Regions from separate parts of the Homo sapiens genome. Here region 2 is linked to region 1. A link is an interaction called in ENCODE POLR2A ChIA-PET data of the cell type or tissue named here. Cell type or tissue: PC-9. All regions are shown on one strand. Links, peaks and the distances in the headings refer to the core of each region. The heading gives the core; the rest is flanking DNA. Region 1 has its middle 11 kb from the start of IGSF23. Region 2 overlaps CEACAM19 (CEA cell adhesion molecule 19).

Evidence for each region. ChIA-PET counts read pairs that join two places held together with the same protein. Peaks named below come from ENCODE experiments on the same cell type or tissue, not always from the same donor. Only the 100,000 strongest peaks of a DNase experiment are listed, where the experiment ranks them.
Region 2: POLR2A ChIA-PET joins it to region 1 with 5 read pairs; 6 of 35 experiments call an interaction of 5 or more read pairs at or near these places.

Annotation. Positions count from the first base shown.
Region 1 is chr19:44,600,505-44,604,891 of GRCh38, forward strand. No RefSeq gene overlaps it. Among named protein-coding and RNA genes, the nearest start is that of IGSF23, 11 kb to the right of the region's middle. In PC-9, for the core only: no CTCF peak of the experiment used is centred there; a DNase peak (open chromatin) is centred at 1,767.
Region 2 is chr19:44,679,281-44,683,667 of GRCh38, forward strand. CEACAM19 (CEA cell adhesion molecule 19) reads left to right here. Exons shown (of 8, transcript NM_001127893.3): 5 at 1,008-1,054; 6 at 1,947-2,032; 7 at 3,287-3,340; 8 at 4,157-4,387. The coding sequence ends at 4,210. Among named protein-coding and RNA genes, the nearest start is that of CEACAM19, 10 kb to the left of the region's middle. In PC-9, for the core only: no CTCF peak of the experiment used is centred there; no DNase peak of the experiment used is centred there.

The DNA of each region.
Region 1 (4,387 bases), core at 66-4,065:
CGTCCTAGCACAGCACAACCGAAGTTGGCACTTTTCTTTCCTACTTTGTTTATTCATCTTGGGGATGCAAAACGCTGCATGCATCATCTTCTATTTATTAGTAATCCTGTTACTCCTATTTCTTTCCCATGTTGTCACATTTTTACCGTATTAGAGCTGCTGCTTTGTTCTCCTCTCAATACCAAAAAATGTGATTGCAAGATTTTGCCTTGAAACTCTGGGCTGTTGTAACTCCTGGAAATAAAAATCTCAGCAGCATAAAAAGGAGAAAATCATTCTCTCTTCTGCAACTATAGAAAAGCAGACACTCTTTCCCTCATAAAACCTTCCTTGTAAATGTGGTTCTCACAAAGGAGTCCTATAAGACACCCAGACTTCAGAGACTGCTCTTGCTGCATCCTGCAAGAGCCACCTCTAACTTCCCAAAGCTGGGCTGATTGTCTTCATTTCTAATTTGTTATTCCTGGTAATGACACTCCTTTTTCCTAAAAAGTACAAAGAATTATGAGTTTTCATTGGCCATTCTCCCTTCCCCTACCCTCATAGAGCTAAAAAGACCACCCAGGACTCTGCTAGAAATTTTTATTAAAACATATAGATAATGTAACAGTCTTGTCTCATTTAAATGAATATTTTCCTTCATGCTGATATATGGATGGTGGCTGAAAACAGCAAGATGAGAAAATTGCTTTCATTTGGAATACTATTGCACTTGTGTTTCCTAAGATATTTCAGGGGTCAGTCTGGTGTTAGGACATTCATGTGCTTCTGATTTGATTGAAGATTGAATTAACTTAAATTCTTTTTTTTGTTGTTTTTTACTTTTTTTATTTTTTTAAAGACAGGGTCTCACTCTGTCTCCTGGGAATGGCTGGGACTGGAGTGCAGTGACAGGAACCGTAACTCACGGCAGCCCGGAACTCATGGGCTAAAGCAATCCTCCCACCTCAGCCTCCTGGTAGCTGGAACTACAGGCACTAGCTAACTGCCTAGCTAACTTTTTAAAAAAATAGATGGAGTCTCACTATGTTGCCCAGGCTGGTCAGGAACTCCTGGCCTCAAGCAATCCTCCCACCTTGGCCTCCCAAAGCACTAGGATTACAGGTGTGAGCCCCTGCACCTGGCCTAATTCAATTTCTCAGAAGGCGAAGGGGACAGATCCATCCCTGGGAAAGACATCTGACTGTTCTATGATGGAAAAGAGAAAGGACTCTGACTCCATTAGTACCCCACGATGATCTGAAGCTGCGAAAGTGACCCATCAGAGGAGCTGCTGTCTCCACCATCACAGGCAGGTGGGGAATCAAAAAGCTGCTGCTGTTGCTGCTAACTGGAATTGTCGGCTCCAGACCTCTGCAGGGCTTGCTGAATTCACACAGGCAAGAGCCTCTCAAAACACACTGGTGATGATACAGAAGATAGAAAGAAATTATTTAGGCAGATAGTAAGAGCAACAGAGTCCTTGGTGGAATTCCTCTTTAACAAAAAGCAGCCCCAAAATCATTTCTTTTCTAAACAAAGAGCAGCCTGAAAAATTGAGCTGCAGACATAGATAAGCAAGCTGGAAGCTTGCATGGGTGAATGCTGGCAGCTGTGCCAATAGAAAAGGGCTACCTGGAAGCCAGGTATGTTCAACCTGGAGGCTCCATCTTCCCTTTTGTTTGTTACCACATGTGCGGTTAAAAAAAAAAAAGCAGGCAACATGGCACTGGCCAGGTAGACAACCCATCTGCATAATGAAGCTGGGTGGGGCAGCCAGCTTCTTTGCGCGCTATGCAAACGGCACACTTAGTCCTAACCAGTTCATCATGTGCTATGCAAATGGCACACCTGGTCCGACCAATCTTTCGTGTCCTATGTAAATCAGACACAGCCTCCTCAATCTCATCTATAAAACCTTCTGCATTTCACTGCCAAAGTGGCAACCTATTTTCTCCAGAACCCCTCTCTGTGCAGAGAGCTCTTCTCTTTCTTTCACCTATTAAACTTCCCCTCTTAATCTTACTCTGGTGGTCCATGTCCTAGTTTTCTGTGGCTGTGAGACAGCGAATCTCGGGTATTTACCCCAGGCAATGACACTGTTTCAGTGGTATCTCAAAAAAAATCTAAACGGGTGTGGTGGCTTACGTTTGTAATCCCAACACTTTTGGAGGCCAAGGCAGGCAGATCACTTGAGGTCAGGAGTTCGAGACCAGCCTGGCCAAAATGGCAAAACCCCATCTCTACTAAAAATATAAAAAATTAGCCAGACATTGGTGGCGGGTGCCTGTAATCCCAGCTACTCAAGAGGCTGAGGCAGGAGAATTGCTTGAACCTGGGAGGCAGAGGTTGCAGTGAGCCGAGATCGCAATCACGCCACTGCACTCCAGCCTGGGCAACAGAGCAAGACTCTGTCTCAAAAAAAAAAAAAAAAAAAAAAAGAACCTTAGTCTCCACAACAACTTATCTTATCCCAGACATTCCTTTCTATTGATTCCAGGTCTTGAGATGATAACTTAACTCTTTCAACCAATTGCCAATCAGAAAATCTTTGAATCCATTTATGACCTGTAACCCCTCTGCCCCACTTCAAGTTGTCCCACCTTTCTGGGCTGAATCAGCGTATACCTTACGTGTACTGACTGATGTCTGCCTGTAACTTCTGTCCCCCTAAAATGTACAAAATCAAGCTGTAATCCAACCATCTGGGGCACACATTCTCAGGATTTCCTGAAGCTGTGTCATAGGTCATGGTCCTCACATTTGGCTAAGAATAAATATTTTCAAATATTTTAGAGTTTAGCTTTTTTCATCAACAAATGACATCCTTAGTCCTGGCCAGAAGTCAGAACCAACTGAGAGAGAGAGACAGATCAGCATGTCATCAGTATTTCCTAAGCAATACGCAATATCAGGGAATGTGGCCAAGCTGTGTAGCCCAATGGGTTTGTCATCACCTCCTTTGCTTCCTGTCGCCTCCAATCTAAATATCAACATAGGATGTAAGTTTGGATGCTGGTGATAGATTAAAAATAGCAATGGCTTAAATTCCATAGAAATGAATTTCTCTCTCCTGTAACAGTCCTAGCTGGTATGCAGTTCTGCTTTGTGAGGGTATCATGAGTCTGTGCTCTTCCATCTTGTTCTCTGCTATCCCTATGATGCTGAGCTTGTAAACCAAAAATACAACTCAAAGCCGCCACCTACCACACACCTAAACCATCTGAACGGACTCCCTCCTTGGCCAGGCCACTCCAAATTTAACCTGAAAGACTGGTTCAGCCCATGACGGGTGGGATGGGGGTTGGGGTTGGATGTGCTGAAGCAGGGTTGTTCGTCTTGGGTAATACCCGAGATTCGTTGCCTCAAGCCAATGAAATCAAGGATGTGGACCCACAAGGAGTGAGGTTAGGAGCAGAGGTTTAATAGGTGAAATAAAGAGAAAATTTTGCTGTCTTCTGCAGAGAGAGGGGGGTCCCAAGAGGGTTTTCCGGTCCATGGTGAAGTGCAGGAGGTTTTATAGATGAGTTTGAAAAGGCAGTGTCTGATTTACATAGGGCACAAAATATTGGTCGAACCAGGTGTGCCATTTGTATAGCATGCAAAGAGCTGGTTAGGGTTAGGTGTGCCTTTTGCATAGCTCCTGAAAAAGCTGGCCACCCCACCCCAATCTTTTATTATGCAGATGGGCTGTCTACCTGGCCTGTGCCATGTTGCCTGCTTTTTTTTTACTGTACATGTGGTGACAAAGAAAAGGGAGGATAAAGCCTCCATGTTGAACATACCTGGCCTCCAGGTAGCCCTATTCTATTGGCACAGCTGCCGGCATTCACCCAAGCGAGCCACTACTTTGGTTATCTATGTTTACAGCTCAGTTTTTCAGGATGCTCTTTGTATAAAAGACGTGACTTTGGGGCGGCTTTTTGTTAAAAGGGAAATTCCACCACAGACTCTGTTGCCCTTACTATCTGCCTAAACAATTTCTTTCTAGCTCCTGTATGAGTGCTTCATTATGGCCGCATCCCTTTTGGAGTTCAGGAAAAACAGACCAGCATTTAACATCGACACAGACCTGAAGTCTGATAAGAAACATTTACAATCCATTCTCTCTGAAGGCTGCTACCTGGAGGCTTCATTTGCATCATAAAACTCTGGTCTCCACAACCTCTTATCATAACTCAGACAGTCCTTTCTATTGATAATAACTCTTTCAACCAATTGCCAATAGAAAAATTTTTCAATCGACCTATATGGAAGCCCCTCCCCCACCACTTTCAGTTATCCCACCTTTCTGGACTGAACCGATGTATATCTTAAATGTTTTGATTGATGTCTCGTGTCTCCCTAAAATGTATAAAACAAAGCTACACCCCAAACATCTTGGCCATATGTTTTCAGGGTCACCTGA
Region 2 (4,387 bases), core at 115-4,114, 79 kb after region 1:
TTTCACTTGGTTCCAGTGTACTTTTAAAATTAAGGGTATTCAGGACGGGTGCAGTGGCTCATGCCTGTAATCCCAGCACTTTGGGAGGCCAAGGCAGGTGGATCACTTGAGGTCAGGAGTTCGAGACCAACCTGATGAACATGGTGAAACCCTGTCTCTACTAATAATACAAAATTAGCAGAGCATGGGCCAGGCATGGTGCCTCACGCCTGTAATCCCAGCACTTTGGGAGGCCGAGGCTGGCGGATCACGAGGTCAGGAAATCGAGACCATCCTGGCTAACACGGTGAAACCCCGTCTCTACTAAAAATACAAAAAATTAGCCGGGCATGGTGGCAGGTGCCTGTAGTCCCAGCTACTCGGGAGGCTGAGGCAGGAGAATGGCATGAACCCGGGAGGCGGAGCTTTTAGTGAGCCGAGATTGCACCACTGCACTCCAGCCTGGGCGACAGAGCGAGACTCTGTCTCAAAAAAAAAAATTAAAATAAAATAAAATAAAATAAGCCGAGCATGGTGGCACACACCTGTAATCCCAGCTACTTGGGAGGCTGAGGCAGGAGAATCGCTTGAACCCAGGAGGCGGAGGTTGCAGTGAGCTGAGATCACGCCATTGCACTCCAGCCTGGGCAACAGAGCGAGACTCTGTCTCAAAAAATTAAAAAATAAAAAATAAATAAGGGTATTCAAATGAATCTATGTAAAGAGAAATATTAAGGAAATCATAAGACAGGTGGATGAAGCAGGATCATTTAGGTGATCTCTGTAAATGGTGATGTCTGGGGAACACTATTCATTGGCATAAGGTGGTGGCTAGGGAAACTGAGGGATTGCGGATGAGGATTATGGAAGAAAAGTCTGGGATAGTTCAGGCCTCATCCTAGCTCACTCTGAAGGAGAGACCATGTGGCTTTCAGGGACCTGGTGGGATTTCCAGCTTCTCTTAAGTCTCTCTCCCCCCGCCTGAGTGTCTCTCTATCCTAATATCAATTCCCTCTATGTGTCCCCAGGATGGCGACCACAGAGAAGCCAGAATTGGGCCCTGCTCATGATGCTGGTAAGGCGGGAGCCCCAGATCTCACTACCTAGCCCTCCTCTCAGCTCCTCCTTTCTCCCCTATAGCCACAAGCCCGCTTATTCTCCCTCACTCAGAGACCTCCCAATGCACCTGCCCCGAGACCTCTCTGGGGCCCCCTGAACTCACCCACATAATCTGAGCGCATCGGCACCCACCCCAAACCTGCTTTTTCTCTTCTTCTCAGTGGCTAGCATCCCCATCCCATCATGCAAGTGGATCCCATCCACCTCCACAGGCCACTACCAGCCTCCTAGACCCCCCACACCCAGCTCCTCACTGGTCTCCCAGCCTCCAGACCCCTCCAACCCATCCCAGGACAAGGTCTTTCTAAAATTCTGATCATGTTACTCCTCTGCTCAAAGGCCCTCCATGGCTCCCCTGTGCCCTTGGGACAAAGTTTAGTCTCCTTAACATGGTTCTCAAGGCCCTTCACAAGACAGATCAAACACAGTTTCTGAAACACAGCTGGCTCTCTCACCAGACCTCTGCACTCACCCTCTCCTGCCTTAGCTTCACTCACTTCTCTCTACTATCTCAGATGCCCCCTCCTCCAGGAAGCCCTCACTGAGTCCTAGGCTACTTAGGCACCCCGTCTTGGGCTCCCACCCGCCCCCAGTCCCCCGACTCCAGCCCTAAACACTCCAGGTTGTCACTCTGGAGACTGGTCTGCGTCCCCCACTGGACTGTAAGTCCTGGAAGGGCAGGCCTGGGACTGTCGTGGTCAGCACTGTGTCCCCAGCACTGGGTTTGGCTAGAAGAAGCGTTTGCACAAATGTTAGTTGAATAAATAAATAAATGAATGTCAACAGGCAGTCAGAGTGGCCTGTGGGGCCCATGTGTCAGCTGGTACCTCCCCTGGCCTCTGTTTCAGGTGACAACAACATCTATGAAGTGATGCCCTCTCCAGTCCTCCTGGTGTCCCCCATCAGTGACACAAGGTCCATAAACCCAGCCCGGGTGAGTCCCGTCCCCAGCCTCTCCCCTGAAGCCAATGCTAACAGGCGCCTCCTCTCTGAGCTGGCTGTGGTCCTCTGGGCCATCTTGACACCAGGTTTGGGAATCTCAACTCTCTATATATTGTTCCCTGTTTTTAAAAATCCTAAGGAAAAGAGACTGGAAGGAAACAGCACAACAGAAGCAGCATTTGTCTCCGGGGTGTGGAGGCTGGTGGGTGGGTTTTATCTTCTTTTCTTTTATACTTGTCTGTGTTTTCTGCACTGAGCAGCCACTACCTTTATAATGGGGAGGTTTTATATATATATAACGAAAGGTTTATAAAAATGAGTCATTTAGGCTGGGCGTGGTGGCTCACGCCTATAATTCTAGCACTTTGGGAAGCCAAGGTGGGTGGATCACCTGAGGTCAGGAGTTTGAGACCAGCCTGGCCAACATGGTGAAACCCCGTCTCTACTAAAAATACAAAAATTAGCCAGGTGTGATGGCACATGCCTGTAATCCCAGTTACTCGGGAGGCTGAGGAAGGAGAATCGCTTGAACCCAGGAGGTGGAGGTTGCAGTAAGCCGAGGTCATGCCACTGCACTCCAGCCTGCACGACAGGAGCGAGACTCCATCCCAAAAAAAAAAAAAGTTATTTAGATTAAATAAAAAGAGAAACTTAGCTGGGCATGATGGCTCTACACCTGTAAATCCCAACACTTTGGGAGGCCAAGGTGGGAGGATTGCTTGAGGCCGGGAGTTTGAGACCAGCCTGGGGAACATAGCTAGACCCCATCTCTACAAAAATTTAGCTAGGCATGGTGGTGTGCACCTATAGTCACAGCTACCAGGGAGGCTGAGGAGGGAGGATCACTTGAGCCCAGGAGTTTGAGGCTGCAGCGAGTGGTGATTGCACAACTGCACTCTGGCCTGGGTGACAGAGCAAGATCCTGTCTTTTTCTAAAAAAGTGAAAAATAAGAGAAACATAAAACACTAAGGCTAAGAGCTTAGAACCAGAGGTGTTGACAGGGGTAGACTGAGAGTTAATGGAGTGGTTGACGGGCCACTGGATACCACACGAAGCTGGGGCCCAGTGCCCATTTGTCAGAGGAGAACACTGAGGTGTAAGGAAGCTAATCCCCTCTGCCCAGGGGCCTCACAGTCTGGGAGGGGTGATGGGGACTTGGAATCTGAGACTGTCCTAGCACCAAAGGTCAAAGTTTAGAGGGTGGGGGGTGCCGAGCGCCCACTCACCCGTGTCCTTCCCTTGCAGCCCCTGCCCACACCCCCACACCTGCAGGCGGAGCCAGAGAACCACCAGTACCAGGTATGGAGCTGGGAGCTGGGAGGGGTGGTGGGGATCCCACGGATCCAGGAGCCCCGAAGCCGGGGTGGGGAGGGGTCAAGACAACTGAAACTGGGGGCTTTCCTCCCCTCGTCCCCCCAAGCCTCACGGTCTCTGCTCTCGAAGAAGCCCAAACCGCCTCCCTGAGAGACCCTGGCAAGTCCCTTTTCCTCCCAAGGCTGCAATTTCCTTCTTTGCAAAAGGGATCCAAAACCTTGAACTTGCACAGGAGGAACAAGGCCCAGAGAGGGACAGGGGATTGCCTGGGGCCACACAGCCAGTCAGGTCCCCAGTGAAACCCCACCGCAGAGCTCAGTCCCTCTCCATCCCCTCCTGTCAGCTGTCTGTCCCTGTAGTTCTGTCTCTCTCTCTCAGTGGCCTACATATGTCTGTATGTCTGTCTTCCCCTTTCTTGGACTCTCTCTCTCTCTCTCTCTCTCTCTCTCAGTTTCTCTTGCTGTGTCCTTTTTAATCTGTCTTTCTGTTTCCAGTTTGTTCATGCTGCCTTGTCTAAGATGCATCTCTTTACATGTCTTCGTTTCTCTGCATCTCTGTCTCTCTCTCTCTCCATTCTCTGTCTCTCCTGCCTCTTTGTCTCTGTCACTGTGTCCACCTCATTTCTTGGCTCTTCCAGGACCTCTTGTCTCTGCATCTCACTCTCTTTCCACCTTGCTCTTCCATTCTCTCTGCGGGTTTCTCTCCATCTCACGCTGTCTCTCATCCTCTGTCCCTCTCTGTCTCCCCAAGACTCTCCCCCTCCACCCAGTCATAATTCTGTTCTCTCTTCCCCCCAAGCAGGACCTGCTAAACCCCGACCCTGCCCCCTACTGCCAGCTGGTGCCAACTTCCTGATGGGTCCTGGGCCAGGCCAGCCAGGGAGAAGACAAGGCCCCAGCCCTCCTCTGGGAGCCTCACACCTGAGACCAGCAGGACAAGGCCATTGGGGGCTGTGGGGCCGATGAGGTGGACTCAGCCAAAGACTCAGCAGCACATGGGGCAGGTGTCCTGGCAGGGGGACAGGAGACTGTA